Linked DNA regions of Homo sapiens: region 1 is linked to region 2. The links are chromatin contacts, found by Hi-C or POLR2A ChIA-PET in ENCODE. All regions are on one chromosome and are shown on one strand. Each heading gives the region's core, a stretch centred on a gene start or an enhancer-like site at or near the end of the contact. The rest is flanking DNA. Distances are from core to core; before and after follow the strand shown.

Region 1 (3,290 bases), core at 77-2,576, 38 kb before region 2:
TGCCTGATTGTAAAAGGATGCTTACCTTTTATGCCTAACTGCAGAACATCTGGTAGCAATTTAATGTGGCTACTGGCTGTTACTCATTTATCCTTTTCCCTTTTATTAAGAACAAAAACAAAATGACTTTAATTAATTTAAAACCAGAGAAAGCCAGCATGGAATGCCAGGGATGGTGTCTGTTTTGTTGATAAGAACACTCTTTACCTATGATGGTTGAAGCACTGAGTGGTAAAGCAAATTACGTGCTACTGCTCTGTTACCAAGTCTCAAGAATTATCTCCAACATTGGGAGGAAACAGGAGTGTGGCTATCAGACATGAGAAAGAGCATGAAACATGTCAGTACATTCAATCAGCTATACTGATTATGAAATAGTGTTCAAAGTTCCATTTTTTTTTTCTGTAGTAGTGTGAAACATCACCTCTTTTGAAATAAGAAAAATAAAACCATGTGGTTCATCTGGGGAGTTTGGGAGACTCCAGTATTACCACATCAGATTTTTCCCTCCTGCTCAGTTTTGATACTACTTGTATTCATGTGACTTTTAAATTTAGTGACCAAAAGGCTTAGACCCTGAGGTCGATTCAAAGAAGGGGCAATATAGAAAGTGGGGGTTGTTGGTAGAATGGGGAGCGGCTTACATTAGAGGGGTGTGTGACCATAGGCTCGTCCCTGTACTCTGAGACTGGATAAACATGGATAGAACCATGGACTGCACTCTCTGATGAAGGACCTGTTGGTGCCATTGAGAATGGGAAATACAAATATGTATTTTATTTCTCTCTCTCTCTCTCTCTCTTTTTTTTTTTTTTCCTTTTTGAGATGAAGTCTCACTCTATTGCTCAGGCTGGAGTGCCGTGGTGCAGTGGTGCAATTTCAGCTCATTGCAGCCTCCATCTCCCAGGTGCAAGTGACTCTCATGCCTCGGCCTCCCAAGTAGCTGGGATTACAGGCATGCGTCACCATACCTGGCTAATTTTTGTATTTTTTAGTAGAGATGGAGTTTCACCATGTTGCCCAAGCTGGTCTCGAACTCCTGACTTCAGGTGATCTGCCCACCTCGGACTCCCAAAGTGTTGGGGTTACAGGTGTGAGTCACCACACCCGGCCTGTATTTTTCTCTTCTGAATCCCTGTGTCCATTTTCATGGTCTCCGGCTGTTTTAGGACTATGCTCACTATTGGTATCATAGGCTGTCTTGCTTTCTTCCACAGGGCTGAGGGTTCTGATGACAAAGAGAAGCATCTTGCCAAATGCCCAGCATCCTGGCAAGTTTACTTTGCAACTTGAGGCTTTATGGGGTTGTGACTGGAGGGGAAATGCAACTTCCTGGTTCATAGGGAGAGGTTCCAAAAGTTTTTCTGACTCCTTTTGATGACTAACAGTAAATGTAAATGAGTCAGAAAGAAATATATCACATTTCTAAAACAATGCATAAGGATTTGGGCAGACACATGGAAGGGTTTTGGAAAAATGAAGCCTGATCTTTATTTTTTGTTGTCCTTCAAACACTAGAAATATCATTAGACATAATCCTAAGCATAAGCATAAGATCAGCTTTTTCCATTTCCAGTTTTCCTGCTGGGAAGAGCAAATAAACAGATGGAGTAGAAATTTCAAAGGGAAACACGAGGAACATGACAGAGGGGGCTGTTGACTACTAGGGGTACTAGTCACATAGGGGAGGATGGAGATGGTTAAATGAGACAGCAGAGTTTGGCATTAAGGAAGCATTGCCAGAATGGCAAAAGAGGCGCCATGTCTGACTTGAAGTTCTGGACTTCTGGCCAGCCTCATCGGATGCCGAGAGAGGGGCCAAAAGCAGAAATGGAGAAAGCAGATACCATACTTGAGTTCTGGGAGATCTGGGGAGCATAAGGCCATGCTTCTTTCAAATGACCCTGAATGAAAGAGGCTCCAAGGATCCCTTTTTCATCGAAGTAGCCTCATTTCCCTAAAATATCAGTCCACGGAGCACCCCAGTGTTGGGAGGTAGTTTCCTCAGTGATTCCAGAGGGACCTTCATGGGGCTTCTAGCAGGTCTAACTCACAAGAGCAGGTCAAAGAGGAAGAGAAAATGGAAGTTGTCTCATGGGAGTTCAGAAGTCTTATTCAATCACACTCATGACACACCCTTATTAGGTCTGCCTCGGGAAATTTTGGGAAAAGTCGAGGAGTGTCAAGTCCCCTAATAATCAGTGAGAATCAACCAGACAAACAAATCAGGGGTTGGACAAAAGGGTCTTATTCCAGGGAATAACACTAGATGTGTAGCAATTTTTTAATTAATAGGCATGTTTCTCATTTATCATATCCACTCTAGACCTTTTTAGTCTTTTCCATTTTTCAGTTTTCGAGTAACAACTCTCATTTCTTTACTTGACTCCGAACATCGTGCAGCACTATGATTCTGTATATGGTCAGATTTAATTGTTGCCTTTGTGGTTCAGAAGAGCAAAGTCCCAGGTCCCAGTTATAGGTTAACCCTCTCCTTATGCTGCCTTCTCTACCTCTACCCAAGTTCCTTGGGTAGCTACTGTAAACATACCCCTGTCCAGAGTGGCTTCAAGCCTCACTTCCAGGGTCCCCAACTTCTCCCCACTCTAAAGCTGACCTCCATCGCACTGCCATTGTCAAGCTCATGAAAAGTCATAGCTGGTTCTAGTCTACACAACCATTATTCCTACAGAGATAACTGCTCTTCATAGGCACTCACCTCTGCTGCTGCAGCAGATTGCAAGTTGCTCTCTGCTGCCACATGCCAATCTTTGCATTGCTCCCACCATCCCTTCCCCCATGCAAATTCCACTGTTATTTTTCCTGGGTGGCCATTGCTGATTGTCCCCATCCTCATTCTGGTCTTTCTCAACACTGATATCTAAGATGACCTCTCCCTACACCCTAGGACATGGCCTTCCTATACTGCCTGTCTCAGACCTTTAGGCTCTTTCTACCACTGGAAGATGCCGTTTTTTTAAGGTTACAGATTTCCCTGTTGGTGTTCCGTTTATGGAGTTGGATCAGGTTCTCATCTGGGCTAGGACAGGAATGAAGTCATGATGTTGCTGCATATAGTATGGTGGCAATCATGCCCTGTAGTCCTCTCGGCATCTTAAAGATTGTGTCCATGGGATGAATCTTCCCTTGTGTGGAGTAGATATACCCATTTTATTAGGTTCCCCTCAGTGGTTATAGCACTGCCTTCACAACCACCTTTGTACTTATGATGAGTAGGCTCTAAAGATTACTGCACTGAAGGTTGGGGGAGATTCCTGACCACCTGCTCT
Region 2 (3,237 bases), core at 344-2,843:
TTAAGTTCAGGGGTACAAGTGCAGGATGTGCAGGTTTGTTACATAGGTAAACGTGTGCCACGGTGGTTTGCTGCACAGATCAGCCCATCACTTAGGTAATAAGCCTAGCATCCGTTAGCTACTCTTCCTGAAGCTCTCCTTCCTCCCACTCCCAGCCTCCAACAGGCCCCAGTGTGTATTGTTCCCCCCATGTGTCCATGTGTTCTCATCGTTCAGCTCCCACTTATAAGTGACAACATGTGGTGTTTGGTTTTGTGTTCCTGTGTTAGTTTGCTGAGGATAATGGCTTCCAGCTCCATCTATGTCCCTTCAAAGGGCATGATCTCTTTCCTTTTTATGGCTGCATAGTATTCCATGGCATATATGTACCACATTTTCTTTATCCAGTCTATCATTGATGGGCTTTTAGGTTGGTTCCAAGTCTTTGCTATTGTGAATAGTGCTGCAATTTAATGAAATGGCACTATGAAAATAAAATAATATTTGTTCCTAGATTATTTTATTTTCATAGTGCCATTTCATTAAGTTGTTTATCATTTTCCTTATAGTCAATATCTTGAGAAAATCTCTGACCATTTGGTAAATAAGAACACCATTGCAGGGCTTTTTCAAAGGACAAACTCAGAGGTTGGGAAGTCAAAATCTTAGTAGTAGGATACTTTCCTTACACTCATGTACAATACCCTAACAGCAATCCAGGTGGTAGAATTGGATCCTCACTTCACTCTCACTAGCTGTTTTTTCTGAGTTGCTGTTCAACTTCTCTGAACTTCAGGTTTTTTATCCAGAAAACGTAGTTATTAACTTTCAACTCATAGAATTGTGGAGAAGATTAAATGACATGATTTATATAAAGCAATTAATTAATATAGCAGCTAACTCATAACTGGGAAGTACTAGAGGTAAATTTTGAAGCCAGGTCTTCTAGTTCTTTTTCTTTCTCCAGAGCTTTTTTGATCTCTAGGATATCTTTCTGAGTCATGAAAGCTGTTCCTTTAGCGGACTTCAAAGGGAGAAGGCTTTATTTTATTTTGTAACGTCAATCTGCTTTAGCTGGCTGTATCCTAGATATTGATCATGTTAAGTACCCTTTTCCGGTGTTAAAAAGCATATCCTTAACTCCTTTCATAAACTGAATTATTTGAGACAGAGAAATCACTCTGTAGAGAGAGAAATTCTTTCGACCCTGTTATTAAAACATAGATGCTCATCTATACAGATTATTTGAATCTGCTCTTAAATAGACTATTTGTCTCATCTAGCATCATATTTTAAGAATAACTGAGTTGGAGATGCCTGTTAGAAGGCAAGGACTACAAAGAACAAAATGGGTTAAATTGTTTTTATATTTGACTTAAAAAACACGTGGCCCTGGGTGGTTGAAAAAGTAATCCTATTGAGGCTCTGTGATACTTTGTTTCTGAACAGATACTTCTTTTCTCAAACCCTTATCATTAAAAGAAAACCTAGCAATAATGACAAACCTAAATAAATACCTGGTTTCTCTTTCCTGACTCTTGGTAGCTAAAGCAAAGAAACCCGATCCTGGTGTACTGCCACTGTTTACGTTTCTGTCTGCTTTGAAGCAGGGCAATGCCTGAAGAGGTTTACCCACTGTGGCTCCAACTCTGAAGGAGTCAGAAGGCAAGCTCCTTTAGAAAACATACACATCATCCTCAAATACAGTGACTCTCTTCTCCAGGACAAAATAAGGGCTGCCTGCCTCAATGATGTGGGATTCCCTCCCATGGCTTGGGTTGGGAACATTTCTGTGGCCTTTGAGATGGTAACGTTTTTCTCACTTGTAAATATGGATGGTGAATAGTGGGTACGAGCAAGAAATGTTTACCATGTAAATCAGACAAGAGCTACACAAAGTTTACTTGTTTTTGTTTCAGTCTTAGGTGTATATAAAGCAACCGCACTTTTGTTAAACTGGTTCTGAAAATATATTAGAAGTTTAATCATCAGCCAATAAAATATGTGACTTCATTCCTGATTCACTTTTTTCTTCTTAAAGAAAGTTCATTTTCTGTTTTTGATGGGAGGAGATGCTAAACTGCTTAATTACCAGGACAAAGAAGTATTTCTTAGTTTACCTTTTTAAAACATTTTTATTTTGAAATAATTTTAGATTTACATAAGAGTTGCAAAGATAGTATAGAAGGTTTCCATGTACTGTTCACCCAACTTCCCCTAATGTTAGCATCCTGTATAACCATGGTACGTTTATCAAAATCTTAGTTTACTTTTAAATAACTTTTTTGATCTAAGCTCTGGAAGATGCCTGCACTCTGACATGCGTTAAACGAGCTGAGGTCTATTAAGAATAAGATTTTTGTTTTAGCCAACCGGAAATTTTAGTTGGAAAAATAAATAGAAGCCATAAACTTAATCTTAAATCATACCACAGTATCCCAGTTGCCTAAAGTGGCTTGGGTTGGGAACATTTCTGTAACCTTTTAGATGGAATTCTGGATGCCAGATAAGGCCATATGCCTCCAAACCATAGGTTCCCACATTGTCAGGATGTTAGGTATCTACCCGTTTAAAATTATGTCTAAGAGAGGGCTAGGCATGGTGGCTCACACCTGTAATCCTAGCACTTTGGAAGACTGAGGCAGGTGGATCACTTGAGGCCAGGAGCTTGAGAGCAGACTGGCCAACATGGTGAAGCCCCATCTCCACTAAAAATACAAGAATTAGCTGGGCATGGTGGCACATGCCTGTAATCCTAGCTACTCAGGAGGCTGAAGCATAAGAATCGCTTGAACCTGGGAGGCGGAGGTTGCAGTGAGCAGAGATTGCACCACTGCACTTCAGCCTGAATGACAGAGAGAGACTCTGTCTCAAAAAAAAAAAAAAAGAAAAAAAGGTCCAAGAGAAGATACCAAGAAGATGATCTCCATGTTAGCCTGTGAGTCAAATCATGGTTTATTCTGTTTTTATAGCACCACTAATAGATACTGTCCCAAACTCTCTAATCCTTCTTTTACTCCCTGGTTATGAGTCAGTGTCAGGCTGTGCTTGCATGGTAAATCTGAATTTTTTCCTCTATTTTCTTTTTCCTCCCTCAATGTGATATGATCCTCACCAAGAGCTCCTCACTCTTCATCAATCAAAGCCCTGTTGGCCTTCACCTCTCTGAAGATTTCCCTGACCTTTCCCTATCTCCTCTGTCCTGTGTATATAACCCTACACAAACTTCTATCATTGTAAATATATTGCATTTTACTT

What was found. Hi-C counts contacts between places; a loop is a spot of excess contacts on that map. ChIA-PET counts read pairs that join two places held with the same protein, here RNA polymerase II (POLR2A). Pooled maps may share reads with other maps.
Region 1: a map of PC-3 shows a loop between it and region 2 (2.4-fold over the local background). The contact joins two enhancer-like sites. A Hi-C loop is called at or near these places in 4 of 168 maps with a recorded cell type or tissue (GM12878, PC-3, endothelial cell of hepatic sinusoid and 1 more) and 2 of 50 pooled maps. POLR2A ChIA-PET finds 5 or more read pairs at or near these places in 2 of 52 experiments (Caco-2 and WTC11).

Annotation. Positions count from the first base shown.
Region 1 is chr9:110,750,972-110,754,261 of GRCh38, reverse strand. All of the region lies in intron 7 of MUSK (muscle associated receptor tyrosine kinase), which reads right to left. Among named protein-coding and RNA genes, the nearest start is that of MUSK, 84 kb to the right of the region's middle. RefSeq lists a silencer at 1,159-1,453. Within about 2 kb of position 1,326, at least 4 of the 41 ENCODE cell types and tissues checked have a DNase peak (open chromatin) inside an H3K27ac peak, as active enhancers do; they include PC-3, where a contact is called at or near this core.
Region 2 is chr9:110,712,892-110,716,128 of GRCh38, reverse strand. All of the region lies in intron 5 of MUSK (muscle associated receptor tyrosine kinase), which reads right to left. Among named protein-coding and RNA genes, the nearest start is that of MUSK, 46 kb to the right of the region's middle. Within about 2 kb of position 1,593, at least 2 of the 41 ENCODE cell types and tissues checked have a DNase peak (open chromatin) inside an H3K27ac peak, as active enhancers do; they include PC-3, where a contact is called at or near this core.